Linked DNA regions of Homo sapiens: region 1 is linked to region 2. Evidence: read pairs that join two places in POLR2A ChIA-PET (ENCODE). Cell type or tissue: GM12878. All regions are shown on one strand.

Region 1 (8,000 bases), 220 kb before region 2:
TTCCCCCAAGTGGAAATTTTGCTCTATTTAGTTATTTTATTTTGTTTTTTTATTGAGGTGAAATTCACTTAACACAAAATTACCCACTTTAAAGTGAACAAAATAGTGTTATCTTTCTTGATATTTTAAAGCCTAGACTGGCTAACCATGCCATACCAGTGCTAAAACTGAAAGCTGCAATCAGTTAAAATGTTTTGTATTTTATGTTATGTTTATGCCAAATAAAAAGTTCAACTGATTTTTTTTTCCATTTAACTGACTATATTAGATACAGTTGACTCAAATTGACTGACTATTCAGGATATGCTTATATAACACTAAACTAACAGATCGACCAGAGGAAAAACAACAGTCAAGTCAATTGTGTTCTCATACATTTAGCTAATGAACATTTTAGTCTACCATTGTGCTGTCTTAGAGATATAAGTCAGCAGTCATTCCATTGAACCCTAAGACCTTCACAAAGAGTACTGTGCACTTGCTCACAGGACTTGACCTTATTATCTCCATCGTCACTCGGAGTTTGCAACATGGCTTTGACAACACTGTGTTCAGCTTTTCTGCTTCTGCCCAGGGAAGAATTATACCATCATATTTGACTCCTCCATATTAAGCATGAGCCTAGGCAGTGAGTGGCAAAATTGATAACATTTATATAAAGTCTGTTCTGTGGAATCTCCAAATTTGCTAATCAGAATCTTTCTCCTTCTTTGTTATAGTCTGGATGACCATTAAATTTCTGTATCTCTGCATGCTCAGGCCTGGATGCAAGCTCCTAAACCTTTCTCAACTCCAATTAACCTAGTGCTTTATGCCCAGTACCTTCTTGATTGCTTTTGATAATATAATAAACAATTCAGTACTACAAAGTCAAAGGCTGTTAACAAATGACACTTCACATTACTGTTGCACTTCAGCCTCAGAGACACACAGGGGGAACTAGTGAGAGGATTCTCAGACATCTTTCTAGGTTTGGGGCACCTACTTCCCTTCTGTGCTCTTGTAATAATTGTGGGCTGTTACCCTGATGAGGCAGATCTTGAGAATGTGTTTATTTTAAGCTTAAGAAATTACAAATGTTATTCCAAAGGAGGAACTTTCACTCCAGAATCACCTGTGCAGCTTTTCAAATGAAAAACACCCATGCCTGTGACCCACCTCCAGGCACCTGTGGATTTTGAAAGCACCCAGGTGAGTTTTAGCCACAGCTAGGGTTGATTTCTTCTTGAAAAGTTCTAGTCATTAGATGATTACTGAGGACCAACCTAAATCTTAAGTTCAATGATGTGCAATTAAGCATTTATCTTGCCACAATCATGAGAGAAAATTACATCTCACAGTCTGCTCTGTTAGCCTTTTCTAGGACCCCATGAATCTTGGGCAAAGATTTTTAGTACCAAATGTGATATCTGAATTTTAAATCCAGATTTCATTTTCCTCCTAATATTCACCATTGACGAATGAGAGGTTGAGATCTTAGTGACTCCACTCCATTACTGAAATGAATTGAAACGCTTCAAAAAAGCATCCCCTACTAAGCCATCAATAATGTAAAAACATGTTCCCTGTGGATTGCAAAATAGATGTCTATTTCGATGGGAACATCCTGTGTGGCTCTTGTGTGGGGGGGTAGACTCATTTAATTAAGAGAGCTCCTCATCTCTGTCAGAGCAAAGTCATTCCAAACTCGCTCAACAAATCTTAACAAGAGCACGTCTGCCACCCAGCGTTCAAAGCCAGCATAAAATTCTGTCAGCATTCAAAGAGAAGCAGCTCCTCTATTTCAATTTTACTTTCCATAGCTAAAGTCAATTCAGGAGAGTAGGGGTAGGCTTGGCAGTAATACAAAGAGGTATTATGTTGATGCAAAACCTATAGAAATGCAAACATTTGCACTCATTACTTACTCACTTACTGGATACTATGAAAATCAATCCAAAACATCGTGATTCATGTGCCTGATGCTCATTCTCATTAAATTGGCTCCACAAAATTGGCAACCAGAAGTACGTAGGCTTACAGAGCCCACGCTTGGGGCAAGCAGCTATATGTGGTGACTCCATGCATGTTTATAAACTTGAAAAATGTTGCTCTTCATTGGCTGATGGTAATTTACATTTCAAAGAGGATAATAGTGAGGACTGCCATATTTTGGTGCTGAAATTCACATTTCACAGAATACAATTTACGTCAGAATGTTATGTCACTACAAAACGCCTCAGGCTCACAGCTCACTGAACTAAATAACTCTGTCTCCCCAGGTGATGATGATCAAGACTTAATCGCTCATCTAGTTTTTCTCAGCTGGAAATTAAACCTGAATTTACTTACAAGGAGTTGTTGAGGAATAGCTGGGACAGGCAAGAGTAAAAGGTCTTGTGGAAGCAATGATGCGGATGTATCTTTGCAATATAATGTCCTTTCCTCCAGCCAAAGTAAGAACCATGTTATAGCGAAAAAGTCTACGGATGGATCACCAGGTAAAGGATTCAGAGACAGGAGCCTATGGGGATAACTAGCACATTCTTCCTCATGGTCTCACCTCCAAAATGCAGTATACCCTCTTTGCAGTCTCCAAGGTTAAACATAAAGTATCTATGACCCATTGGGAGCAAACAAAAAATGGCCACCATGGGAATTTATCCAGCCACCACTGTGAAAGTGGTGTAAACCTGACCCTTCCACTAGTTGCATACTTGGCCACAGAGGGAACTAGCAGGCCAGCTCCTGTGCTTATCTACATCATTACTCCCATTTAGAGATAGCACTAGCTGTCTCACACCAAAGTTGTTGCTCTTCCCAGTACCCTGCACAATCAGACTGGAGGGGTCTAGAGGTCTTCCAGACATGTGGGGAATTCCAGCTCTCTGTTCATCCTTGGCACCGCAAGCAACCTTGGCTGTAAGCACTAGAAAAAAAAGACTAAAAACTCCAAAGCAATGTGCTTCAAACATTAGACTTATTTGTTGATATAATATGGTACCAGCACTTTCCTGATCTAAATCCATATGAACAAGAAGTCACCTAAGATTCTTTGTCTCAGGGCAGGATTTTAACAATAGCCTCTTAAGTAATATCCTTCAGGCCATTAGTGCTTCCTCCAAATCCATTATGTTCTAAATACACTTTTCTACATACCTACTTTACCATGATACATTCATGCTTTTGCATTTCTCTGGTCGTCTAGAATAAAATCCATACTGCCTACTGAGGTATTTGAGGCTTTTCTCAATCTCACCTCCATCAAGACATTCAGGCTTTTCTGATGCTCCATTTCATGAATCTTCCTTTCTAATCAGTCACATATGTCTACTTACTAGAAAAATTTGCTGGCTTACATTCTTCTGCTCCTTCACGGCTATATGCCTCAAATCTGGAGTGCCCTTGCCAATGCTCCCTGCTTGTCCAGATGTTAACCATACTTTTCTAGTCTCAGTTTTTAATCTGATCTCCTTTATGAGAACTTCATCATGTTAGCTGTCACTGATGACTCTCACAACGGTATTCCTCCAGCCCTTATAGTCAGCATCAGTTGGTAGAATGAGGTGTGCGTGTGTGTGTGTGTGTGTGTGTGTGTGTGTGTGTGTGTGTGTTCCCATTGCACTGAAGCTCATTTGGGGCAGAAATATTTCCAACTCAATTTCTTTTTTTTTTTTTTTTTTTGAGACAGAGTCTCACTCCATCATCCAGGCTGGAGTGCAGTGACATGATCTCAGCTCACTGCAACCTCCGCCTCCCAAGCTCAAGCGATTCTCATGCCTCAGCCTCCCGAGTAGCTGGGATTACAGGCATGTGCCACTATTCCTGGCTAATTTTTGTATTTATAGTAGAGACAGGTTTTTGCCATGCTGGCCAGGCTGGTCTTGAACTCCTGACCTCGAGTGATCTGCTCCCCTCAGCCTCCTAAAGCGCTTGGATTACAGGGTTGAGCCACTGTGCCAGGCCCCAACTCAACATTAAAATACATTTATTGAGAATCTACTTTGTGCCAGGCACTGTGCTCTGCACTATCTTATACTTCTTTTAACCCTCAACACAACATCTGATGCCCAGCTGGGCTTAAATTGTGTATTCAAGTAATATTTCTAGAACAAAGAAAAAATGAACACTATTTGAAGGCATAATCCATGTCAAGCCCTGTAGTAGATGTTTCTATGTGCACTGCTTTATTTAATCATAAAAACCACCCTAGAGGGTAGGTATAATTTTCCCATTTTTGAGGATAAGAATCTGATATTCTAAGAACTTAAACAATTTACCAAAGAACACCTAAAAACATGGCCAAGTTCAGATCAAAGCTAGTGGATCCTGTCTCCAAAATATGTTATACTCTACAGTTGTCTTGTCTTTATCACAGCTAAACTTTTCCTCTGTCTAAACTGGCTAGCCATATATAGAAAGCTGAAACTGGATCCCTTCCTTACACCTTATAAAAAAATTAACTCAAGATGGATTAAAGACTTAAATGTAAGACCTAAAACCATAAAAATCCTAGAAGAAAACCTAGGCAATACCATCCAGGACACAGGCATGGGCAAAGACTTCATGACTAAAACACCAAAAGCAACAGCAACAAAAGCCAAAATAAACAAATGGGATCTAATTAAACTAAAGAGCTTCTGCACGGCAAAAGAAACTATCATCAGAGTGAACAGGCAACCTATAAAATAGGACAAAATTTTTGCAATCTATCCACCTGACAAAAGGCTAATATCCAGAATCTACAAAGAACTTAAACAATTTTACAAGAAAAAACAAACATCCCCATCAAAAAGTGGGCAAAGGATATGAACAGACACTTCTAAAAAGAAAACATTTATGCACCCAACAGACATATGAAAAAATGCTCATCATCACTGGTCATCAGAGAAATGCAAATCAAAACCACAATGAAATACCATCTCACACCAATCAGAATGATGATCATTAAAAAGTCAGGAAACAACAGGTGCTGGAGAGGATGTGGAGAAATAGGAATGCTTTTACACTGTTGGAGGGGGTGGAAACTAGTTCAACCATTGTGGAAAAGAGTGTTACAATTCCTCAAGGATCTACAACTAGAAATACCATTTGACCTGGCAATCGTATTACTGGATATATACCCAAAGGATTATAAAACATGCTACTATAAAGACACATGCACACGTATGTTTATTGTGGCACTATTCACAATAGCAAAGACTTGGAACCAATCCACATGTCCATCAATAATAGACTGGATAAAGAAAATGTGGCACATACACACCATGGAATACTATGCAGCCATAAGAAAGGATGATTTCACGTCCTTTGCAGGGACATGGATGAAGCTGGAAACCATCATTCTTAGCAAAATATCACAAGGACAGAAAACCAAACTCCACATGTTCTCACTCATAAGTGGGAGTTGAACAATGAGAACACATGGACACAGGGAGGGGAGCATGACACACTGGGACCTGTTTTGGGGGTAGGAGGCTGGGGGAGGGATAACATCAGGAGAAATGCCTAATTTAAATGATGAGTTGATGGATGCAGCAAACCACCATGGCACATGTATACCTATGTAACAAACCTGCACATTGTGCACATGTACCCTAGAACTTAAAGCATAATAATAATAATAAAAATTTTCCTCTGCCTTTTTCCCCTGCCTAACATAAGCATTTAGATAAGTTGGTAAGAGATCCCATGAGAAAAATCTTTCTTCTTTCAAATAAATGCCATCTTGTAAGGAGAACTTCTCCTTCCATCACCAAACTGTGCAGTAAATTAGTGCATCCGAGTTCAAGTTACAAACTAGATGATGCAAACTTGTTATAAAATAGTGATATAAATTTAGGTGCTAATACTATGTTTGAATCTTTAAGAATGTGGTAGTAGGAAGAATTTTTTTCTAAAAGTTAAGCCTACAGATTTAACTACCAGATTACAGAAAACTTGGGGGTCTAGGGACAAGCCGAGCAACACCTTGAAGAATCAATAAGCCAAACCCAAAATAGGGAGCACATTATTGGACAAATGACCCAATTTGACAATAGATCAGCAGCCCAGAAGTCAGTAGCTAAGCTAGTACTGAGCCCAGGCAGTCTGTAGTTTGCTCTAAAATCTGGGCTTGTAACCTCTACACTGTGTATAATGTTGTATTTCTCCCTTGACGGTAGTAGAGTCCTTAGCCCAATAGAAAAAAAAATTTTATATATATATATATATGTATGTATGTATATGGCAATCTAATGCCATTTAAACTTAAATTAGAAACTGAACAACTTCACTTTTTGTCTCCAAAACAGTCATTTATAATGCCTAGCTATTTCCCAGTAGTATAAATACTGCTGACAGCATGACTCAGTGCCATGACGAGAAATTAAACCACAAAACCATTCTTAGGCGACCATTACTGATATCCGCAAGCCTGGGACGGTTGCCATGATTCTAACAATGTGTGTTCACTATTGTCTCACGCCACACTCCTTCTGGTTATGCAACATGACCACTGTACAATAATTGAATTTCCTTTCTACTAGGTTGAACAATATCAGTAATAATGCATCCAGATGTTGATTTCAACATCTGCAAGCACAGTTTGTAAAGCAGTTTAAGACCATCTAATTTAAAAGTCAGTCTAACCATTGTCTGTGGTTTTAAACTCGGATGGATTAGACTATTTCCTTCCAGCAGACAAAATGTATTTCTGCCATGTGAATCCCTTGAAAAAGCTTTAGGAAGATGAAGTTCTCAAGTTTAAGTCATGGTTCCCACACCTGACTAACCATCAGAACTTCTAGGTCAGATTTTCAAAAACACAGGCTCCCAGCCTCCACCTTAGAAAATCTGAATCTGAGTATGATTTTGGTGAGGCCCAAGAACTTGTAATTTTTTTAAACTCCCATGGATTTTGATGGCCAGCTAGGTTTCAGATGCTCTGCTTCAGAAAACAGGAGGAATCCCTCTCTTTCTCTTTGTTCTGTATTGGTTCATGAAATAGAAACTTCCACCATCAATTTTACCTTAAGTAATAGTGAATCTGACAGCCATTTGTTCCTCTTCTCCTCAATTCCTCCCACCCAAAAGAAGAGAAATAATTTGCCCCAACTGGGGAAGCCAGCGGAAGGCCCCTGAGCATGCATAGTTTGTCCTCTGGAGTCTGGTTATTGCTGTCTACCAAGCAGATCTCAGAAGTAGAGAATCTTCTCCAGTGAGCTCCTGCTTCCATACTGGAAGTCTTGAATTGCTCTGTCTTCTAGCCTTCTCTCTTGGCCCTCTGACTCTTGTTTATCTGAACTTGAAGGGTTACAAGCACACTGTGAACTTCCAATTGTCTGGAAAAGAAGCATCTACCTTATGAATATGAACCTAATATCCTCTACATGCAATTCCCATGGTCTTGACTTGGGTGCATGTAAAAGGAGTTTCCTATACAGGCCACGAAATGGATCTTGCTGTGATCTGAATCTGTGCATCTCCCACCTATCAAATTTCTATATTAAAACCTAATTCCCCATGTGAGAATATTTGGAGGCCTTTGGGAAGTGATTAGGTCATGAGGGCAGAGCCCTCATGAATGGGATTAGTTCCCTTATTAAAAAGGCCCCAGAGGGTCCCTCACCCCTTTCATCGTGATACAGCAAGAAAAATCCATCTGTGAACCAAAAAAGCAGGTCCTCATCAGACACTGAATCTGCTAGCACTTTCATCTGGGAATTTCCAGGCTCCAGAGCTGTGGGAAATGTTGTTTATAAGCCACCTGATTTATGATATTTTGTTATACCAGTCCAAATGACCTAAGAGAATCCTGCATTTCATTCCCATCTGGTTCCTATATCTGCTTCTCAACTGGCTCCTCCAGATCTCCTAATTCAGACCACCTGGCATCGAGCCAAAACACATCTGCATGGTCCCATGATTCATTTGACCATCCATCAGGAAATGGTGCACAAGGAGCTCCAAAGCCAATAAAAAGTTAGAGCCTCTTGCCTGAAAGCAGGCAAGAACTTTGTGAACGGTGTCCTTTGGACTGC
Region 2 (8,000 bases):
TTATTGCAATGTGAATTAATTGCACTGCTAAGTAGGAAGATGTGTAACTTTTATTTGTTGCTATTCACATTTGAATTTTTTCCTGTATAGGCAATATTATATTGACACCTTTTACAGATCTTACTGTAGCTTTTTCCATATAAATAAAATGCTTTTTCTACTATTTGTCTTGATTACTTAAAAAAATAAAAATATAAGTAAGGATCAAAACTCTAAAATTTTGCATGAAAATTACATCCAAATTGTGAAAATCAGATCTATTTTGTTTGCCATTAGTCACCATTAGTTATATAAATTTTATTGTTTTAGGTTAGTATCTCTTTACTAAATTGTCAGTCTATAAGATAATATATGTTGATCCCTTGCTGTAGAGGAGAATTTAGAGTAATTTGGGGTTTGTCTTGGATTATATCTAAATGGATTATTTGTTAAAAGTACTGAAATGAGTATAAGGCAGTATCACCCATCCAAAAGAAAGGTCTTTATAGACCTGCACAGTCACTAGATTAATTCATTAAAATGCCCCCACCCTGATGTAATTGACATTACATTTCTTAACATTTTAAAATCTAGAATTTCTAAAATGGAATTTAATGCCATCACAATTTGAAAAACTTTTTTTTTTTTTTTACTATAGAAGTTACAAAGGAAGTTCTAAAATTATGCCTCCCTCTGTTTTTATAAGTTGCCATCGAAAAGTGATTTAAATAAGCAGGTTATCTTTATAGATTTTAAAGAAAACTAGAAAGTTTTAATGTTTTAACTTGGGGAAAAATACATCTCTTTAATGTTTAGCATGCTTGTCAACCTTGAGTGAGTGTCATTTTTAAGAACAGTTGTAGCCCTTCTGATTATTGCAGTAGCTGTAGAAGTATGTAAGAATATGTGATGGGTGTAGTCATTAGCAAAGCATTTAAATCACTTGAGTATTTTGTCATGGTTCATTATTATTAAAGCACAAAATAACCTATTGTTAGAAAATATGTGTTTTTATAAATGAATGTAAAATAATTAAATGAATTGTGAAATGGATGTTTAAGAAAATATAGGCTTAAAAAGTAAATCTATAAAATGATGTCTTAAAACAGCCATATCATGAAAAATTCTACTTAGCTATATTATTATAAGCTACATTTGCCCTGAATTTGAACACTCAACATCACTAGATTTAAATATTTAGTATATTTTGATAGTAAAGGGTTTTGTTTCTTGAATATCTTCACTTTAAACAAAAAAAAAAAACAACTTTCATTTGTGTGGCATTTATTTTTGGAAGTGTCTTCTTTTTTTTCTTTATTAAAGTTTTTGAAACTTGCCTAACTTGTTTGCCTTTGCTTACATCTGGATTGTACTGGACTTGAGGAGTAAGCAGAAGTTCTCATAATTAGCTAAAAACCTTGAGTTCCATAGTGGCGTCATGATCGGTCAGAACACCATTTTGGGTATATTATTTTTGCTTAACTCTAACAAGGAGAACATCAGTTACCTTTTAAAACTGTAGAATAAAAGTCAGGGCCTTTTGTGGATTAAGCATTAATTTAAGGACTTCCTTGGAGTGAGAGAAATAGGTAGTCTTTTGGGGATTTAGGATCCCACTTCTTGAAGTTGCATAGTTGAAAACCATGTTCAAATTGGATTCTGAACGCTTATAACTGCCATATACAGCAGTTACCCACATCAGTGACATGGGTTGTAAGGGGCAGCCTCACCACCATCCTCCAACTATCTCAAAAGCGTACAATTCCTGAAGTACAAGCTTTACATATATGCCTCCGTCAACCTTATTTATTAATTTTTGCATTATTTCCCTGTTTCACCCCTTTTAAACGCTGATAGGGAAAATTAAAAATTATAAATGAACTGCATATCAAGGACAACTCTAAGAGTTAACGTTCAAAAGTTACTTTTCATAAGAAAAAAATAATACATTGCAGTTTTAAATTTTTCTTATTTATCACAGTGATCTATCTAATGATTCAGTCATTGATGTTTGTCAAGATCCTGCTCTCCCACAGTTCTGTATTTTTTAAATGGAGAGATTAAGGAAATTAATTTTCCTCCCAAATTAAAAGAAATTATTGGTCATGAAACTATATCATGTCTGTTTATTGGTAGTCATTTTGAACTGTACAAAAGCCCAGCCCAGTTGATAATGCTTTAAAATTTGAGCTCTGCAGTAGAATCATCAGTCCTGTTACTCTATCTTCTTAGGACCAGCCATGAAAAATGTGATCAGTGCTTTAGCCATGGCCATAAAAACAGAGCTTCATTGTATTCAGATTGTTGAAAGTACTGTTTATCTTTGTTTGTTTCAGTCTTTTAAGTGATTATTACTACAATAAAAAATCTGATTTTTAAAAAATTAGTTTTATCACTTTTCAGCTGTAAAGTAGGATTTTCACAATTTTTTTTTCTTTAAAGCAGAGGCTTAATCACAATTTAATAGCTGTAAAATGTAATGCAGATTATTTATGAAAGGTCTTATAATGCTTCTCTTTTATTCTGATGGTTGTGTTGCACAAATAGGGCAGCAGGTAGAGTCTCATCTAATTTCACTTACAAAAGTTCTTATAGGTAGATAACTAGTCATTTCTACTCTCTCTGTTTTTGAACTGAGTAATGTGTCTGTAAGCTCTTCTTAAACTGTGTAATTAATATGTTTTCCCTAGTTTTTTTCAGTAGTGGTGATAACTGAAAATTTGTAGACGGCTGATAGTGTCCTGGTGACAGCCTAATAGATGTTATATCCTTATTTGTATTTTGTTACATTTACAATTCTGCTCCCATTATCCTGTTATATAAGAATGTGGCTTTAAATTGTAAATGAACTGAACTAATAGGAAGAGAGAAAATTCACCTGAGAGTATTAGTATTGGGGGGCATTTTATGTAATAAGAAACATTTCTCTAAAAACTTGGTTAGCACTCTCTTAGGTCCTACTGTTGTCGAGGGAGAGATGTGCCTTTCTTCTCTCAGAGGAGGTTGCTTTTATTATACTGGCATATGCTGAAGGTCTGAACTCTGCTTTCCTCATATAATTTACTTGGCAGGAAAAACTGTTAAGATCTCTTGAGTGCAAAAGATCACCATGAATTGCATATGAAATATTTCAGTATAAACTCTTAATATACATATTGTGGGAACAGTTGTGATACCACTTGTGTTAGCACTTTTGGTACACTTGTTTTGGCAGTCCCACACATTCAACGTGTGGATAGAAGAATGCACAGGACCCAACATACCATCATACTCAACAGTTAAGATTTATTACAGCCACCTGGCAAGGATACACAGTGGGGGCAGTAAGGGGGAAAGACAGACCAGGCAGTCTGGAGGAATCCACGTGCAGGCTCCCTGTGCTCTCCCTGAAGGGGCCACAAGAGTGAAGCCTTCCTCTAGTAGTAGCATGGGCATAGTGTTTCTGCCCTAGGATGCTAGTGTGAAACGCAAAGTCCAGGGTTTTTATTGGGGGCTAATCACATAAGCATCCTTTGTTTTCCAAAATTCTAGTCTTCTAGAAGGAAAGCAGGTGTTCACCATAAATCACATTGTTTATTTAAGAAGTCTAGTCAGGCTAGCACAGCAAGCACATCTTATCACTCAGGGATGGTTTCAGAAGCCAGGTTTCTAGATGTCAGCCAAGGGCAAACCTTGTAAACAGGCCATTCTAAAGATCAGGCCTGTATAATTTGTTAAAAAAACTATTCTTTCCCTTTGAATGGCCTTAGTACCCTTGTTGGAAACCAACTGACCATAGAGGTTTATTTCTGGTCTCTCAGTTCCATTCCATCAATCAATATGCCTTATCCCAGTATGACACTGTTTTGCTTACTGTAACTTTGTAGTAGCTTTTGAAATGGGGAAGTGTGTGCCCTCCAACTCTGTTCTTTCACAGTACTGTTTTGACTATTCAGGCCCCTTGTAATTCCGTATGTATTTTAGGGTAAGATTTGCCATTTGTCCTGAGATTTAATTGGGATTTATTGAATCTGTAGAGCAATTTTGGTAAAGTTGACATTTTTTGTTCTGGTTATCTACTGCTGAACAACAAACCACCCCAAGCTAAGTAGTGTCAAAGAACAACCATTTCTTTATGCGCATGGATTCTGTTGGGTCAAGAATTGGGCTGAGGCACGGGAGGGATAGCTTGTCTACTCCCCTGTACTTAGGTTCTTGGCTCAGGATGACTCAGATGGCTTGAGGCTGGAAGCATTTGGAGGTTTCTCCACTCATACGTTGGCACCAGGACAGGTATTATATTCTAGGTCACTTATTAATGGCCTTTCTATGTGGTTTGATCTTTGCACAAGATGGCTGCCCACTTCCAAGAGGGAGCAGTTGGAGATAAGTGTTCCAAGAGAATGAGGAGTAAGCTGCCTTTTTAAGTGATCTAGCTTTTGAAGTCAGAGATTGTGTAGTTCATTGGATGAAACAGTCACAAGCTCACTCAAATTCAAGGAAAGTGGACATAGACCCTTACTTTTCCTTGGGAAACAATTTGGGGTCACTAATATGTCTTACTGACTAGTCTTTCCAATGTACATGAATCACTCAATGTACTTAGGTGGTCTTTAATTTCTAATTGTCATTGTTTTATAGGGTAATTGTTTTAATTGTTTTGTAATTCTCTGTGTAGAGGTCTTGCACGTTTTTCACTGGATTCATTCCTATGTATCAAGTTTTTAAAACCTATTATAAAATTATTTTTCATTTCATTTCATATTTATATATTATTTATAGAAAAGCAATTTATATTCATCTTATATCCTGCAACCTTGCTAAATTTACTTTTTAAAAGTTTGTACAATTCTAAAGTTTTAGTTTTCTATACTTACTTATAATCATGTCAGCTGCAGATAGAGATGATTTTATTCAAATCTTTATGCCACATTTCTTTTTTTTGCCCTTTGTTGCATTAGCCTGAGCTCCAATATCATGCTGAATAGAAATAGTAATAGCAAACATCCTTTCTTGATTTCCAAGGGAAAGCTCTTACATGTCAGTATTAACAATGGTGTTCCTTTCATATCAAGGAAGTTTTCTATTCCTAGTTCTTAAAGCATTTTTATTACTATTGAGTTACAAGTTGAATTTAATGCTTTTTCTTCATTTATCAAGATTATTGTGATTTTTATCCTTTTCTTTGATTAATGTAGTGTGATGAACTACACTAACTGATGTTCACCTGTTAAATTATCCTTACATTTCTGGATAGAAACCCACTTTGAGATGTATTTATCTTCCTTACAAACCACTAGATTCTATCTGCAAATTTTTTTGAGGATTTTTGCAACTGTGTTCATGGGACGAGTTGGTCCATAATTTCCTTTATTGAATATTGTTGTCAATTTCATACCTCAGGTTATGCTGGGCTCATAAAAACAGTGAAGAAACATTTCCTTTGTTCTCTGGAAGAGTTTGTAGAAGATTTGTGCTATTTTTTCCTTAAATACTTTGAAGAATATTCTGAAGGCATCATGTCTAGAGTTTTTTTGTTGTGGTGGTGGTTATGGGAAGATTTTAATAATAAATTATATCTTATATATGGACTAGATATATTTTTATTACTCAGTTTTGTGTTTTTCAAGGAATTTCTGCATTTTATCTAAATCGTTGATCTATTTGGCATAGAGTTGTTCATGATATCCTCGTCTTTTTGAAGGTAATATGTATCTGCAGTCATACATATCTCCTCACAATTTTTTTCCTTGGTGAGTCTTGCTAGAAGACTATCAACTTTATTAATCTTTCAGAGAATCAGTATTTTATTTTTTAAAATTTCTTTTGTACATTTGTTTTCTGTTTCATTGATTTATATTATTTATGTTTTCTTTAGTTTTTGATTTTGATTCATTTTTTGTAGCTTCTTGAGGTTGAAACATAATTTTTAAAAACCTTCCTTCTTTTCTAATATATGTATTTAAAACTATATGTTTACCCCTAAGTACCACTTTAGCTACATCCTACAAGTTTCGAAATATCGTATCTACATTGTCATTCAGTTAAAAATATTTTCTAATTCTTGTTTGGATTTTTTTATTCACTTATGAGTTATATATAAGGATACATTGTTTTATTTCCAGGCAATTGGGCTTTTTTTTTTTAAGTTAAATTTTTGCTATTGATTTCTAGCTTAATTTCTCCATGGCCAGAAAACATAATATGAATAGTTTCAATTCTTTGAAATTTGCTGAAGCTTGCTTCATGGCCCAGCATATGGAAATTATGATAAATGTATCATATACATTTGAAAATAATATGGATTGTTATTATTAGATTCAGTGTTTATATGTGCTAATTAGATCAAGTTTGTTAATTGTGTTTATAATTTTTATTTGCTTGTTCTCACAGCCATTAAGGGAGATACGTTAAAAAGTTTCCCATTATGATTGTGAAATTGTCTGTTTTATTTTTGCCTTATATATTTTGAAATCATATTCTTGGATACTCTCTCTTACACACACACATAAAATTGTGATATCACATTAAGAAATGTCTCTATCTGTATTAATGCTTTTGCCTTAAACTCCACTTTATCTAATATTAGTATGGTTTCTTTTGGCTAGTATTTGCAGTGTATATCTTTTTCTATTCTTTAATTTTTGATCTTTCTGTGTCCCTTTTTAAATGTGTGTCTCCAGTACTCATTTCAAAGTTGGGTTCTATTTAATTTGGTTTTTATCTAATCTGACCATGTTAGTATTTCAATTAGAGAATTTCATTCTTTTGCATTTAAAGGAATTACTGATATAGTTGGGTTTATACCAACTGTGTTCCCATTTTTGTTTTTTTTTCTTCTTAACCATGTTTTATTTTTTTCACCTTTCTTTTTTCCTTCTTTTGGGTTTTTCAGTTTTTATAACAGTATCATTTTCTTTCCCTCTGATAACTTGTTAGACATTCTTTGTGCATGTGATTACTCTAAATTAAAAGATCTATCTCTGATTATAGTTTAATATGAATTATTGCTTGTACCATTTTTCCCTATAATGTGAAAACTTTAGACCACCTGGATTCCATTGTCTCTTTCCCACCTTTGCTGTATTATTATTGTCATGTATTTTAATTTGACATATATGTGAAATTCCACAAGACACTGATGTTTTGTATGTCAGTATCATTATACCTACCTCCGATTTTACTTTTTCCAGTATTCATTGCTTTCCTGTTTCCATATGGGATCATTTACCTTTTAACTAAACAACTCCGTTTAGAATTTTGTTTAGTGTACATCTTCTGGTGACAAATACTCGCTTGGTTTTGCTTTTCTGAAATGTTTTTATTTTGCCTTCATTTTTACAGGATATTTTTACTGGGAATAGAATTCTGGATGGGTATTTTCTTTTCAGCAATTTAAAGATGTCATTCCATTGTGTTCTGGATTCCATAATTTATTGAAAGGTCAGCTATTATTAGTCTTTTTTTTTTTTTTTTGAGACGGAGTCTTGCTCTGTTACCCAGGCTGGAGTGTAGTAGTGTGATATCGGCTCACTGCAACCTCTGCCTCCCGGGTTCAAGCAATTCTTCTGCCTCAGCCGCCTGAGTAGCTGGGGATTACAGGTGCCTGCCACCACACCTGGCTAATTTTCGTATTTTTAATAGAGAAGGGGTTTCACCATATTGGCCAGGCTGTTCTCAAACTCCTGACCTCGTGATCCACCTGCCTTGGCCTCCCAAAGTGCTGGGATTACAGGTGTGAGCCACCGCGCCTGGCCTTATTAGTCTTACTGCCTTTTTAAAAGTAATATGCCTATTTTCTCTGACTGCTTTTAAGATTATCTTTTTTATTTTTAGCAGTTTTATGACGGTGTTACGAGGTGTAGTTTTCTTTGTCTTTATCCTGCTTGAGGTTCACAGAGCTTCTTGAATCTGTGGGTTGATATATTTTCATCAGTTCTAGAAAATCTCAGCCATTATTTTATGGAATATTGCTTCTGCCCCATTCTATTTCTCCCCTTTAGGGCCCCAGTATAAAAAATATATATTTGATCTTTTGACTG

Evidence for each region. Peaks named below come from ENCODE experiments on the same cell type or tissue, not always from the same donor. Only the 100,000 strongest peaks of a DNase experiment are listed, where the experiment ranks them.
Region 1: POLR2A ChIA-PET joins it to region 2 with 10 read pairs; 2 of 35 experiments call an interaction of 5 or more read pairs at or near these places.

Annotation. Positions count from the first base shown.
Region 1 is chr10:58,151,176-58,159,175 of GRCh38, forward strand. No RefSeq gene overlaps it. Among named protein-coding and RNA genes, the nearest start is that of IPMK, 110 kb to the right of the region's middle. In GM12878, a CTCF peak has its summit at 1,731; a DNase peak (open chromatin) is centred at 1,730.
Region 2 is chr10:58,369,434-58,377,433 of GRCh38, forward strand. UBE2D1 (ubiquitin conjugating enzyme E2 D1) reads left to right here. Exons shown (of 7, transcript NM_003338.5): 7 at 1-1,315. Among named protein-coding and RNA genes, the nearest start is that of TFAM, 12 kb to the right of the region's middle. In GM12878, no CTCF peak of the experiment used is centred here; a DNase peak (open chromatin) is centred at 3,808.